Regions from separate parts of the Homo sapiens genome. Here region 1 is linked to region 2. Evidence: chromatin contacts called from ENCODE Hi-C or POLR2A ChIA-PET data. All regions are on one chromosome and are shown on one strand. The core of a region is the stretch at or near the end of the contact, and the rest is flanking DNA. Distances in the headings are between cores, read along the strand shown. Region 1 overlaps LOC105373417 (a long non-coding RNA gene). Region 2 holds the start of LOC105373414 (a long non-coding RNA gene).

What was found. Hi-C counts contacts between places; a loop is a spot of excess contacts on that map. ChIA-PET counts read pairs that join two places held with the same protein, here RNA polymerase II (POLR2A). Pooled maps may share reads with other maps.
Region 1: a map of GM12878 shows a loop between it and region 2 (4-fold over the local background). The contact joins two enhancer-like sites. A Hi-C loop is called at or near these places in 3 of 168 maps with a recorded cell type or tissue (GM12878, PC-3 and endothelial cell of umbilical vein) and 2 of 50 pooled maps. POLR2A ChIA-PET finds 5 or more read pairs at or near these places in 4 of 52 experiments (IMR-90, PC-3, activated CD8-positive, alpha-beta memory T cell and 1 more).

What each region holds. Positions count from the first base shown.
Region 1 is chr2:9,135,546-9,142,376 of GRCh38, reverse strand. LOC105373417 (a long non-coding RNA gene) reads left to right here. Exons shown (of 4, transcript XR_922775.1): 2 at 3,124-3,246; 3 at 4,474-4,631. Among named protein-coding and RNA genes, the nearest start is that of ASAP2, 68 kb to the left of the region's middle. RefSeq lists enhancers at 1-355, 2,174-2,674. Within about 2 kb of position 4,341, at least 4 of the 41 ENCODE cell types and tissues checked have a DNase peak (open chromatin) inside an H3K27ac peak, as active enhancers do.
Region 2 is chr2:9,098,111-9,104,440 of GRCh38, reverse strand. LOC105373414 (a long non-coding RNA gene) reads right to left here and starts at 1,857. Exons shown (of 6, transcript NR_187861.1): 1 at 281-1,857; 2 at 1-162. Within about 2 kb of position 4,985, at least 2 of the 41 ENCODE cell types and tissues checked have a DNase peak (open chromatin) inside an H3K27ac peak, as active enhancers do.

The DNA.
Region 1 (6,831 bases), core at 3,092-5,591, 39 kb before region 2:
TTCAGCCTGGGCAAGAGCGAAGCTTCGTCTCAAAAAAAAAAAAAAAAAAAAAGAGATGAATGCGATGAATGCACACCCTGGGCTCCGACATCTGCAGGCTCACGTGCTGAGGGGAAGGCAGACCAAGACCATAAGGACCAGAGCTAGAGATTCGGGGCTCAGTAGCGTGGGGTTCTGGCTTTGTCCCCTATCAGCTGTGGGACTGAGGGCAAGCTGCTTAAGCCCTCAGAGACTCAGCTTTTTCATATGTAAACAGGGAAACAGGGCTAATAATTAGTACTTGGCGTAACTATTGTTAAGATACAGTATGTGAAATGAGAGGTACATAATAGATTCACTAAATGGAAGGTAATTATACTTCTTATTCATGTCATAACAACTGATCTGGCAAAGAAGCGAGTACTGGGAGATGAGGGCATGGTTAGGAAAGTCTTCATCAATGGGGAGACATTTCAGCTGGGTTTTGAAGGATGACTAGGAGTTTTCCAATCAAAGGGGGAAGGGCCTCTAGATGGGGGAACTGTGTGTACAAAGGCATAGTGGTAAGAAGTGCTATAGTGCATTTGGAGAGCTGTAAATAGTTCGGTAAATAGTTCAGCAGGTGTAGCTGAAACTGGCCAGGTGAATTTGATCAGAATCTCTGAGAGCAGGTTACAGGAATCTGTGTTTGATAAGAAGTTTCCCAGGAGATTCTGAGGCTGACTTCCCACAGGCCTAAAGTCTGGAAACCCATTGCTGTACCTGACATTCTGCACAATTCTCTCTAATCTGAACCACAACCCAGCAAGATAGAGGTTATTTGTCCTTATTTTACACAGCAGAAAGCCAAGACTCAGAGAGGTAAAGCGACTTGCCCAGGATCACACAGCTAAGGTAAGCCAAGATTCAATCCCTGGTCAGGTTGACTTCAAACCCCATCCACACAGTGAGTGCCCAGTAAAAGCCAGCGATGACCCTCCCTGCCGACGCTCTACAGGCTGGACCCCCAGGTGTGTTGATCCTGTTTCCCTGACTCCATCCTGTTAGGAGTCTGAGGGAAGAGGGGGTTGGGGCCAGGGAAGCACCTCCTGTGGGCCAGATTTCAATGCCACGTAGAGAAGTTTCCCTGGTTAGAATTGCTCATTGGAGGAGGAGAGTCCTGCTCTTCTCAGGAATTTGCCAGAGATAGTTTTGTGGGCGTGTGTGTGTAATTTTTAAAAAATCTAAAATAATCTCTGACTTAAGAAGAGCTTCCACTGCAGCACAAATCATGCATTTTTTCCTGAACCATTTGGGGGTAAATTGTCAACACTTGCTCCCTAATACTCCACCTCCAATACTCCATCACCCCAAATACTCCCATGTACTTCCTGCAAATATGGACTTTCTCCTACATGGTCGGTCAGAACAACCTTCACTCACAACTCAAGTTCGCAGGGCGCGTTGCTGCTGTTCAAGTCTCCCCAGTGGTCTGATGATTTCTTCACAGTGAATGCACCCAGTTCAAAATGGTATGTGGCTTCTGGTTGTCACATCTCCTTAGTCTCCTAGAGTCTGAAGCTGAGCTCAGTCTTTACTTGACTTTCATGGCCTTGACACTTTCGAAGATTAAGGGCCAGTTATTCTGTGGGCTGTGCCGCCACTTGAGAGACTGCTGCCCCCTGGGGATTTGATTTGCGTTATCTGTCTTGGCAGGAACACCTCAGAAGTGCTATTCCACTGGACAGGATTTCAATTTGCCCTATTTAAGCATTGTCTTTTTTTTTTTTTTTTTTTGATGGAGTCTCACTCTGTCACCCAGGCTGCAGTACAGTGGCATGATCTCGGCTCACTGCAACCTCTGCCTTCTGGGTGCAAGTGATTCTCCTACGTCAGCTTCCTGAATAGTTGGGATTACAGAAGTGCACCACCATGCCTGGCTAATTTTTGTAGTTTTAGTAGATATGGGGTTTCACCATGTTGGCCGGGCTGGTCTCAAACTCCTGATCTCAGGTGATCTGCCCTCCTCTGCCTCCCAAAGTGCTGGGATTACATGCCTGAGCCGCTGTGCCTGGCCCTGGCTTGCTTCTTCTAAAACTCTCTTCCACTCCAGGTTCCCCGAAGCCTCGAGCACCCCATCCGGGACCCCCTGGAGCCTCCCCTCCCTCTGCTTACTGCCCCCACCACCCACCTCCCTCCACGTGCTGTAGAAACCTCCCTGACAAGCTGTGGCAGCACAGGGCCAGCTGCCCAGCAAGTTCCCCTGTCCCTCCTGGGGTCACCCAGACTTTACTCTCCTGGGGCTGTCTTTCCCACTTCGAGGTGGAGGAGTCCCTGATTAATTAAGGGTTCTGGCCCTTTGGAATTCATCTGTAGAGTTGCAAATGGACTGCTGGGGCCATATGAGAACCCTGTGATCCTGGGGACGTCACTCAGTGCCCCATCCCCTGATCTCCCTCGGATTCATCTTTCCCTCAGTGCTGGTGGCCAAGCAGGCGCTGCCAGAAATCCCTAGGTGTCCAGGAGGTGGCGCTGCGGGGTCAGAACCTGCACCCTTTCATGCGAATGCAGCTCAGAGAGGGGAGAGTGCAGGGGCAAAGGGAGGGGTGGGGGCTGCGAACTAGAGGCTGTGCAGTCCCCTGGAAGCATTCTGCGTGTGCACGTATGTGTTAGCAAACACCTACATACATACCAGCAAGTGCACATACCCACACATCCATACCAGTACACACACACATCATATATACTAGTAAATAGATACGGGTACACACACATGTATATACCTCTATATATGCACACGCATACATACTAGTATATGTATACACACATACATGCATGATAGTCTACACACACATATACCAGTATATATACACATATATGCAAACCAGTAAATATCTATATGTAATATATATACACGGAAACATGTAGCAGTTCATTGTATCCTCTATGTGAACATGTGTGCACACATCCTAGATGCATATCTGTGCATAGGCACACACAGGTCTGCACATACGTGTGTGCATGTGTACGCACTAGGCCCTGGAGTTTGGGCCACTGACTTCTGCCTCTGAGGCTCGGGACGGCAGCAGCTTCTCCCCCATCACACAGGCCGACTCCAGATCTCCATTCTCCTCCCAGATCTTTTTTTTTTTTTTTGGATCACAGGTGGGCAGGATGGTGGCCTCACCTGATGCAGTGCACACCTCCAACAGGCATCAGATGGAATGCACTGGGAGCAAGATTCTCATAGCAATGACAAAGATCCCCAACACCGTCCACCACGCAGCCGTACGTATGTGTCCTCAGATTTCATGCGGGGCAACTGTGGTTTTCCCCTGAAAGAAGCACCACTGATCCCTGCACAGGAGGGGCGCTGGGGGAAGGGCTTTGAAACAGAGAGGGGAGCCTGGCTCCCACCCTGGCCCAGCGGGGGAGCCTGAGGGTGGGGGTTCTGAACACAGTGTGGGGCTGTGACTGGGCAGCCCTAAGAAGCATGGTCAGTGTGCCATGCTCTGTTCCCAGGGGACTCGATGTTGTGGGTCCAGTTGAGGCGGAGAGGAGCCAGGAAGACAGGACAGGCCAGCTCCTTGCCTGGTGGCTGAGGATTTCTGGTTGTGAGCTTGGGGGACTTCGCAGGGCCGGAGGGGGAGGGTACCTTTCCTAACAGCGACACCCTGTGGTGTTGGCCGCTGCAACAGACACTCAGGTGACTTGTCTGTCTCCTTGAGATGCTGTGACCAGGGCTTGACCTTTGGACTGAGAGAGCATCCGCTGGGCCGGGGGTCTTGGAGTTATTTGGAAGGAGGACCCTGAGATTTCTTTGAGAGATGACCTAATTCAAGAAGCAAGAGGACATGACCTCGCTTCATGCTCCAAGCAGCTGACCTTGGAATCTGGTTATAAATGCGTCTGTGCCTTTCTTGGACAAAGCAGTTTTTGCTTCTGTGTGTGTGTGTGTGTGTGTGTGTGTGTGTGTGTGTGTCTGTCCACTGGCCCAGGGGAGTGTTCCATCCTCAGGTCCCTGAAGCATATCCCAGCAGGGCAGGGTTGGTCCCAAAGGCCACGTGGGCTGCATGATGACCAACTGGCCCTGTGCGCCTGTGGAGCGAGGGAGGAGAAATGGCCAAGCTCAGCTGAGCACACCCGGCCTGAGGGCCCAGGTGTGCCCTGAGAGTCGAGGGCAGATGTAGGGGGGAGTTGGGCCTTTTTAATCATAGAAGCAATGGCCCGCCTGCCACAGTCAATGCTAAGCTCCTCAAACATCTTGCAAGCTGCTTGCTCAGGCCTCCGACTCAGGATTGAACTACATGTGGCACACTCCCGCTACAAAGAAGCCCACATCCTGGCTGTTCCGGAACATTCCTCAGCCTCGCTGGGTGTAACTGTTAAAGGCGCAGTGTGGACGGCGGCTTGTCCTTTCCACTGAAAGAAGGAACAGGTGTCAGGGCTGGAGGGAGCTCACTCGAGGCAGGTGCCTTTCGGTTACCTGGGTTTCCTGCACCTCTCTTCTTGCAGCATTTGCCTCTGGACGCGTGGCCTTGAGCCTGGCCCCTCGAGTTTATCCCAGCGCTTGGTGACGAGACCCCACATACTGCACAGGAGGACAGGCAGAGGGTCAGCCAGAGCGTGGGATGTGGAAGTGCCACCTCCCTTTGCAGGCTGTGTGTCTTCGGGTAAGTAATCAGCTTCTCTGAGCCCCCCTTCCATCTCTGTCAAATGTGGACGAATGATGCCTGCACTTTGTCCCCGTGAGGCTGTCAGGAGGCACCCTGGTGTGGGTGGGAGGGCTTGGTAAACAGCAGGCTGTGCATCTGGTGTTGGTCATCAGGCTCAGGGCTGAGTACACAGCCAGGAGAGCTCACCAGGCCTGGGATGGGGCCAGCTGCATGGAGCTGCTGCCCTGTGGCCCTGCAAAGCCCCTCTTGGCACCGCCGCCGATGTTGACATCTGCAGATGCCACCTTCTAGAAAGTTCCCCTTCCCCAACATGTCCGGAGTCCTCAAGGGATGTGATACTTTCAGTTCCGCTGTACGGCTTGTTTTGAAAATGAAATTGCTCCAATTGCTCCAATAGCAATTCCCAATTGCTAGAGTAGGGAACAATTGGAGCATAACGTGAGTTTCAAAGTTCACATTCGCTCTGCACAATTTTGTCCTCAGAAACACCAGGCGAATGCAGAGAATGGCACCTGGCTGACCAGAACCTAGGAACACACAACCACACCCGTGCACGCACCCTAGGAACACACAACCCCACCCTCGCACACACCCTAGGAACACACAACCCCACCCATGCACCCTCCAGCCCTCCGTTCACAGGGTGTGTTAGGAGTCACATCCACATCCATCCAGCTCTGGTGCTAGAATGCCCCCCCAATTCCAGATCACCCAGCTCACAACCCCAACGCCCACTTCCTCAAACAAGCCTCAAGTCTTTTTAAAGGAAAACACCATATTAATTTTAGTATGTATGTATTTCTTAACCATTTAACATGTAAAACTGTGCTATCTTTTTTTTTTTTTTTTTTTGAGACAGAGTTTCATTCTTGTTGCCCAGGCTGGAGTGCAGTGGCGCGATCTCGGCTCACTGCAACCTCCGCTTCCTGGGTTCAAGCACTTCTCCTGCCTCAGCCTCCTGAGTAGCTGGGATTACAGGTGGCTGCCACCATGCCCAGCGAATTTTTGTATTTTTAGTAGAGATGGGGTTTTGCCATGTTGGCCAGGCTGGTCTCGAACTCCTGACCTCAGGTGATCCACCCACCTTGGCCTCCCAAAGTACTGGGATTACAGGCATGAGCCATTGCGCCCGGCCTGTGCTATCATTTTTATTAGGTTCCAGTCTTTTGTAAATGTCTTGCTGACGAAGCCCCTAACTCTATCTCCCTCATAGCCTGCTGGGTCATCTCACATGAGTTTGCAGAGTGCAGGGATTTTTAGGGATGTCTGCTTCGCAGCATAACAGAACGGACTATTTGTGAATCTGTGGACTGGCCCCGGGTCTCTGCTTCTGCCAGAGCTGTGGGTGAGGCCACCCGGGTGTCAGGACCCTGCCATAGGCAGTGCCGGCTGTGCAAATGTTTGTGCGTACACCTGTTGCTTGCGTTACTGATGTCCATGGGGAAGCAGTGGCAGTTCTCCTACACCAAGTGTGGGTGCCCTCTGATTTACGGGGGCTCATTCACTGAATCGTCACAGCAGCCCCAGAAGGCTGGTACTAATAATATCTTTGCTTTAAGATGAGAAAACCATTTCACAGACAAGTTAGGAAACTTGAGGTCTCATAGCCAGGAATCAGAGGAGTCCAGCTTTGAGCCGCCCTCCTGGACGACGCTGCCTCCCCCTGTACTGGGATGGGCAGGCTGCTTCTGCAAAGGACCAAATAGTCTTCTCAGCTCTGTGAGTCATGAGCTCTCTATTGCAGATTCCTTTGCAGCACAAAAGCAGCCACAGGCCCTTGCAAACGCATTGGCAAGGCTGTGTGAGGACACGCTTTTGTTTATGGACACCAAACTTTGAATTCCTTATCATTTTTATGCATCACAAAATGTTATTCTTTTGATTTTTTTCAACAATTAAAATAACATAAAGACCATTCTTGGCTTATGGATCGTACACAAATAGATGGTAGGCTGGGTTTGGCCCATGGTCATAATTTGCCTGCATAGATCCCTGCTCTAGAGTGAGAGAATTGGTTAAAAGGGTTCCAACGTTTGAATGGCTCTCGAAATGTTCTGGAAATGAAACCATGGGGCTTGCACACATTTACATTGTTAGCAGGATTTTGATGTTCCAGTTTCACCACAATTTCATGCTTATTATTGTTATTATTATTTTTTGAGATGGAGTCTCACTCTGTCACCCAGGCTAGAGTGCA
Region 2 (6,330 bases), core at 3,736-6,235:
AGACTCTGGAATTGCGACCCATGCACTTTGTAAACTGTAAAGTGTCACATGGGTGTCAGTTTCAATTACTATTCCCCTGCTCTTATCGGAATTACTTCTCAATTCTTTGTGCTGCATACCCGTGGAATTGCGTGATGGTTTAAGACACCATAAAATAGTACACTAAAGTAAGAGAAAGACAGAAATATGAAATGACAATACTAAAGGTAAAATATTTTAGAAAGTTGCTACCTGTGCAGTGCTAAGTGACTCGCTGCCTGGAGGGCTTCTTGTGACATACCTGTATTTAGGTTTCGTGACTTGTCATTTGTTCACTCCTTCCACAAGCGTTTGTTGAGTGTTGCGAGGGGCGGGGCAGAGTCAGGCCCCAGGGTAGGGTAGTCAGACCCAGAACAGGCCACTCAGCCTCAGTAGACAGAGAGACCAGGGGTTACCTGTGGTCAATCAGGGAGGGGACAGGCGCTGTCTTCCCTCTCCCTATTTTCTAAATTAGTGCATCCACTTCCTGTGGCTTTTCCACCTCGCTCCCGTGAGTTTAAATGTGCTGAAAGCTCAGGCCCGGTCTCTAATTTTCAGGTCCTGATGGATTTTCAACAATAAGCTGAAAGGCTCTTTCAGATTCCAATTTCTTAGTGAGAAAAAAAGCCAAAGCCAAACAATTCCTAAAATGGCAAAAACCAGTTCTCCCAGTGCCCCAGCGGGCCTGCTGGGCCGTTCACCTTTGCTTTCAAACATCCAGTTCCGAGGCAGACGCGAAACCCTGCACCCTCCAGCTTGGCTCCCTCAGGCCTGGACCCCCCCTGACACCCACATGAAAGAGGAAAAGAGGCGCTTCCCCATCTCTGCACAGCTCACCATCAGAGATCCGAGCTGCTCGGCCCTCTCCCCTCACCCTGGGCTCCCCTTTTTGCCCTGTTCCAAAGCTTCCCGCCTTCGATCTCATAAGGCGGCCACCTGGCCCCTCAGCCCCATGTGTGGCTTTGACCTTCACTCGCTCCTTGGTCACAGTCCCAGGCTCCATCTGGTTTGAGCTGACCTGTGTGAATGCCCCACCCAGCGAGTGGCTCGCCCAGTCATGTGTCACCCCATGCCTGCCTGCTGGGCAAGTGATACCAGCTCAAACGCGGGCAGACCTGTCTGCTTTTCTTGTGGTTCTCTCTGCTCAGCACTGGCCTGCTTCCTGTGGGCAGCATCACTCTCCTTCATGAGTGCCCATCCCTGGGCTGCTCTCACTGGACGATAGAGTGCAGGCTTCTGCTGTAACCACTGAATTCCACCTCCGTTTCCAACCGGCCGTGTTGACTATTCCCAGAAGTTTCCCCAAATGAACTCTGACCGCATCAAAGGGAGTTTACAAAACAGGGTCAAAGCTTCATACGCCTTGGGTCTTTCTTGTCACACTCAACTAAAACAGAGTCCAGAGGTTGCGGGTAAAGCGCTTGAGGCACAAGACGTTCCTTCAAGCATACGATTCTCTGCAGACCTGGCTGCTGGAACTGCCAGGTGTAACCTGAAACCAGTTTTATCTAACAGCCACTGGAACAACCTGCTGAAATCTAACACCATCACCCACAAATCAGTGTTCGCCAGCATCCCCAAAACCTTACTAGTGCCAAGGAACTTTATTTCAAAACAATACACAGCATTTCTCCTCTTCATAAAACCTCCAAACTTCTCTGTTCTTTGGACATACGAGAGGCCACCGTTCTGTGTCTATCCCCCGAACTGCAGTTGTTGCTTCCCAAATAAAACATGTTAAACTCAGAGATTTATCTCTATGTTTTATTTAACTTCAAAACGGTAATGTAGTCTTGCTGCAGCGTCAATGACACACTAGTGAAATATTAGTGTCCGTGTTTTCACAGCCTCCTTTCGATAATGATATTAGCTAGCATCTATGGATGCTTACTCCAAATCAGGCAGGGAGATATTTTACCTGCATGATATCATGGAAGTCTCATAAGAACCCTTCTGAGGGAGATTCTGTGATTATCTTTTCTTTACATGTGAGAAAACAGAGGCCTAAAGAGGTTTGGTTAATTACCCAGAATCACACTGCTTGTAAGTGAGAATGTCTGGATGCGGCCCGGGAGGTCAGCCCCTGCCGTGCTGTGGGCCACTGTCTTAATCTGTTTCATTTCCGGCACTTTTTCTCCTTGAAGTAAACTTGCTAGGCCCTGTCTTCATGGTACCCTCTACAGGGGCAATTCATCGAGGTCTTTGATGGCTTAACACCAAGTAAGAACTAGTGGGGAGTGAAAGGAGGCAGCCCCGTCCTGGGGAATTTGAGTGGCGCTGGGTAAGAGGAGGGCTTGGGAGCCCTTCAGATCCTCTGCATCAGTGACTGTCTTTCTGTTCTGCCCTCTGAAGGCTGGTAATGATTAGATTCTCTGGAAACAAACGGAGTGGCATGAATCTGGATCCTGTCTCATCTCTGACATGTATCACCTGTGGAGCATTGGAAAATTACCTCTTCACTCTGGGCCTCAGTTTTCTCATCTGCCAAATGGCATGATAATTTGTACATGGGTCATTGTAAGGATACAAATACAATACATTGTGAGAATAATACATTGTAAGGTTAAATGAGACGAACAGAGTGAGAGCGCTCAGTGGACTATAATGTACTGAGTGAATGTCACGAGGATAATTCTTTGTTATTGGGAGATTCATGTGAGGATACTGTTTAAGATGCGATCTCACGGTTGCCCCTTGCCCTTGGCATTTCTCTATGTACTTGGCACCGTTAGGAGCTGCAGGTAGGCCAGAGTGTGATCATTACCTCCCCAAAGGGAATGAGCAGAGCAGGGTAGAGGAAAATAAGGGGGGGACTTTTTTGGTTTTCAAAAGTCTAGGCCCTTTCATGGGGAACCTTCTGGGTTGAGGGAGATGCTCTGTATATTGTTCAAACTGAGTGCTTAAGATCTGTGCATTTTCTTTTTTTGAGATAGAGTCTCACTCTGTTGCCCAGGCTGGAGTACAGTGGCACAATCTCAACTCACTGCAACCTCCACCTCCCAGGTTTGAGCGATTCTCCTCCCTCAGCCTCTTGAGTAGCTAGGATTACAGGCACGTGCCACCATGCCCAGCTAATTTTTGTATTTTTAGTAGAGACAGAATGTCACTGTGTTGGCCAGGCTGATCTTGAACTCCTGACCTCAAGTGATCTGCCCGCCTCGGCCTCCCAAAGTGCTGGGATTACAGGCATGAGCCACTGCACCCAGCCGCATTTTCTTCTATATAAATGACACCTAAAAACACAAAACAAACACAGGTGTTTAGAGGAACAGAAAGGACTCAGGGCATAGGCAACATATGTAACAGAAAATGTGGGATGAGAAGATATGGTGAAGGGCAAGCCTTTCTCGCCTCCTCCCAGGCGAGGGGTTGGAGAATCAGAATGCAAGAGTGGTGCTTGCATGCTCAGGTTCTAGAGAAAACAGGCTGCGCAGCCCATTCCCCAGGCTGCGTGCCTCAGGGACGTCCCAAATCCCAAAGAAGCTTGGAGGCTCCAACCCTTAGAAGTCATGGCTTCTAGGAGAAGAAATGTTATGATATGCCCAAGTGGACTGAGCCTTTGTCCACCTCCCACCGCGCAGGAGCTGCTGAATCACGCTCCTGGGTCCGAGAGTAACACTGAGAATAACTGAGAGGACAGCGACCAGGGGAGGGCCTTGTGGACAAACTGTGTGGATGCTTGGCTGCAGGTCAGGCGGGACAGCGGAAGTTTCTGTTAATAACACAAGTTGAAACTAGCATGTGAAGATGACGGTGAAGATGAGACGTCCCCTTTCCCAAAGCTCAGAACTATGTAATGCTTGCCACCATCACCCTGCCCCTGGAACTTACCTAGAACCCCAGAGAAAAGAAGACAGGGGAACTCCAATATGACTGAGATTAGTAGTGAATGCCCCAGGAGAGGGAGCTAGTAATATAGAAAAATAAAGTCATATTTTTTGCATAGTTATTTTTATTATTATTTTTTTTGAGACAGGGTCTCATTCTGTTGCCCAGGCTGGAGTGCAGAGGCATGATCATGGCTTACTGCAACCTTGACCTCCTAGGCTCAAGTGATCCTCCCATCTCAGCCTCCCTAGTAGCTGGGACCACAGGTGTGCACCACCATGTCCAGCTAATTTTTTTATTTTTAGTAGAGATGGGGTCTCACTATGTTGTCCAGGCTGGTCTCCAAGTCCTAAGCTCAAGTGATTCTCCCACCTCCCAAAGTGTTGGGATTACAGGCGTAAGCCACCACACCTGGCATGCATATTCATGTTTGATTTCTGAGAGTTGCACCACTTCACAAAATTTTCTTAGCTATAGTTTCAAATCATGTAATCTACAGAGAGGGTCTCTGCAAGGTCCTAAAAGTGCTCTTAGAATGCACACAATTAATTTTAAATGGAAGCCTGAATGCTACATGAAGCGTTTTCAGAGTTAAGAAAGAGGTGTTTCCATTAAGTATGTTTGCCATCTAAAAGTCTTGGTAATGACCTTCTGTATTTCTTTGTGATACTTGCTTCAACCTAACACAATGGTTTTATAATCTAGGACTTTGAGGACTGTGTATTATTACCCTAGATTTTCTTAATTAATGGAAGTATCTTGGAACATTTGCTTCCTCTATAGGAACATCCTTTCTTTTCCTATCCCAAGCCTCTCCCAGGAACCATTGCTGAACTTGTCTTCCCTAGGGAGGGCTAATGACAGAAGATGCCTGCTGGCTGCCCACCGCAATGCCTGGGCCAGTTTCCAGCTGCCGAAGACCCTTCTTCAGCATATTATGTTGGTTGATGTCAATGTCAGGGGAACGGGGCATGTGACAGGAGAACGGTGTAGGGGCAGCCCTGGATCAACCATTAGAGAATCTTGCAAAGATCAAAAACAAACACACAAAAGGAGCCGAATCATTTAAAAGTCTTAGTCACACAAACGAAACCAACCCACAGCAAAGCAACCAAGCCGAACACCAAGGTCAGGAGCACGGCTTGTTGGTTAAAGCAGCTGCAAGTGTGGCTGTCTGTGCTCTGCCTGTGGAGAAGTCACCCACCCACTCTGAATCTGTGTTCTCCCCTTCAAAATGGACACGAATCACATCCTCCTCCTAGTGTGATTACAAGGGTTAAATGAGGAAAGCACTTTGTGTCTAGAATTACTTAAGGGAGGAAGACATTTTGTGTCTAAAACTACTTAAGGATGTAAGGAGAATACCAAGAGCCAGACCAGATTTGTTTTCTGTGATTTTAGGGGTGTTAAGCCCCTTCCCTTCAGGTGTCAGTTAACCCTTTAGAAGTCCCTCTGGGGGGGAGATATTTTGGGGGTAGCCATTCCAACTGCTTTGGAAAATCTGGTCTTCAAGTGTTTCATTTATATGGAAAAGGGGATCTTATTTCTAAATATCTTCAAGCTTCTGGCTTTTGTTCTCATCCATTCATTCAACACACATTCTCTCACCGGTCTGGGACCACGGAGCCTCCATTTGTTAAACTATCCCTGTCCCAGACTCTGAAACCCACTGAGTCCTCAACAAGAGGTGTATAGGGAGGCCCAGGCCAGCCCTGCTCAGTGTCAGCGCCCTTGAAGGGCCAGAGATCTGGCCCACGCTCCAGTCCAGGAGGCCAGCACTGCCCACGCCGGTCGGGAGGTGACTACATACAAATTCTGACCGGCAACATCACGAAGCACAAAGTGGGGACGCCAGGGTCAGCTTTAGAGCCCTCGGCTGTGCTTGGGGCCAGAGCCAAGAAAGCAAAGGACCTACTGCTGGGTGTGGGGAGGAGAGGGAAGGTGCCTGCACTGAGCACAGACCCCCTGGTCAGCTGCAGGTGTGCCATGTGGGAGAGGGTCAGCCTCGCCCAGACACAGAGGTTTGGGGCCCACCCTCAGTGGGGAGTCTTGCAACTGATCCTCCTTTGACCTTGACACTGTACTTCTCCAAGAACTGGCTTGTGATGGTCCTACTGCTCCCCCAAAGGGCTGCCTGTTCGGTCCCTGGGTCCCTCTTTTCCCTGTGCCTTTCCTGATACTGGTGTATGTGCCCAGAAACCTGTCAGCTACCATCGGCCTTATCCCTGTTTGGACAAATTCCCAGGATCCTGGTTTTGTTCTGACTAATGAGACTTATGTCTTGCCCCCTGTGGACAGATTTCCAGGCTTCAGATCCTCTGGTGAGTCCCTGCCTCCTGGACCCACCATCAGGGTTGTCCTGGGCTCACAGTTCCACCATCCCACCGCCCCACGTTTGTGGTTTATTCCTCGCACGCCCCGTTAGTCCCGTGCACAGAGCTCACTGCTCTTGCCCTTTATAACTCTGAACACAACTGTGTATCT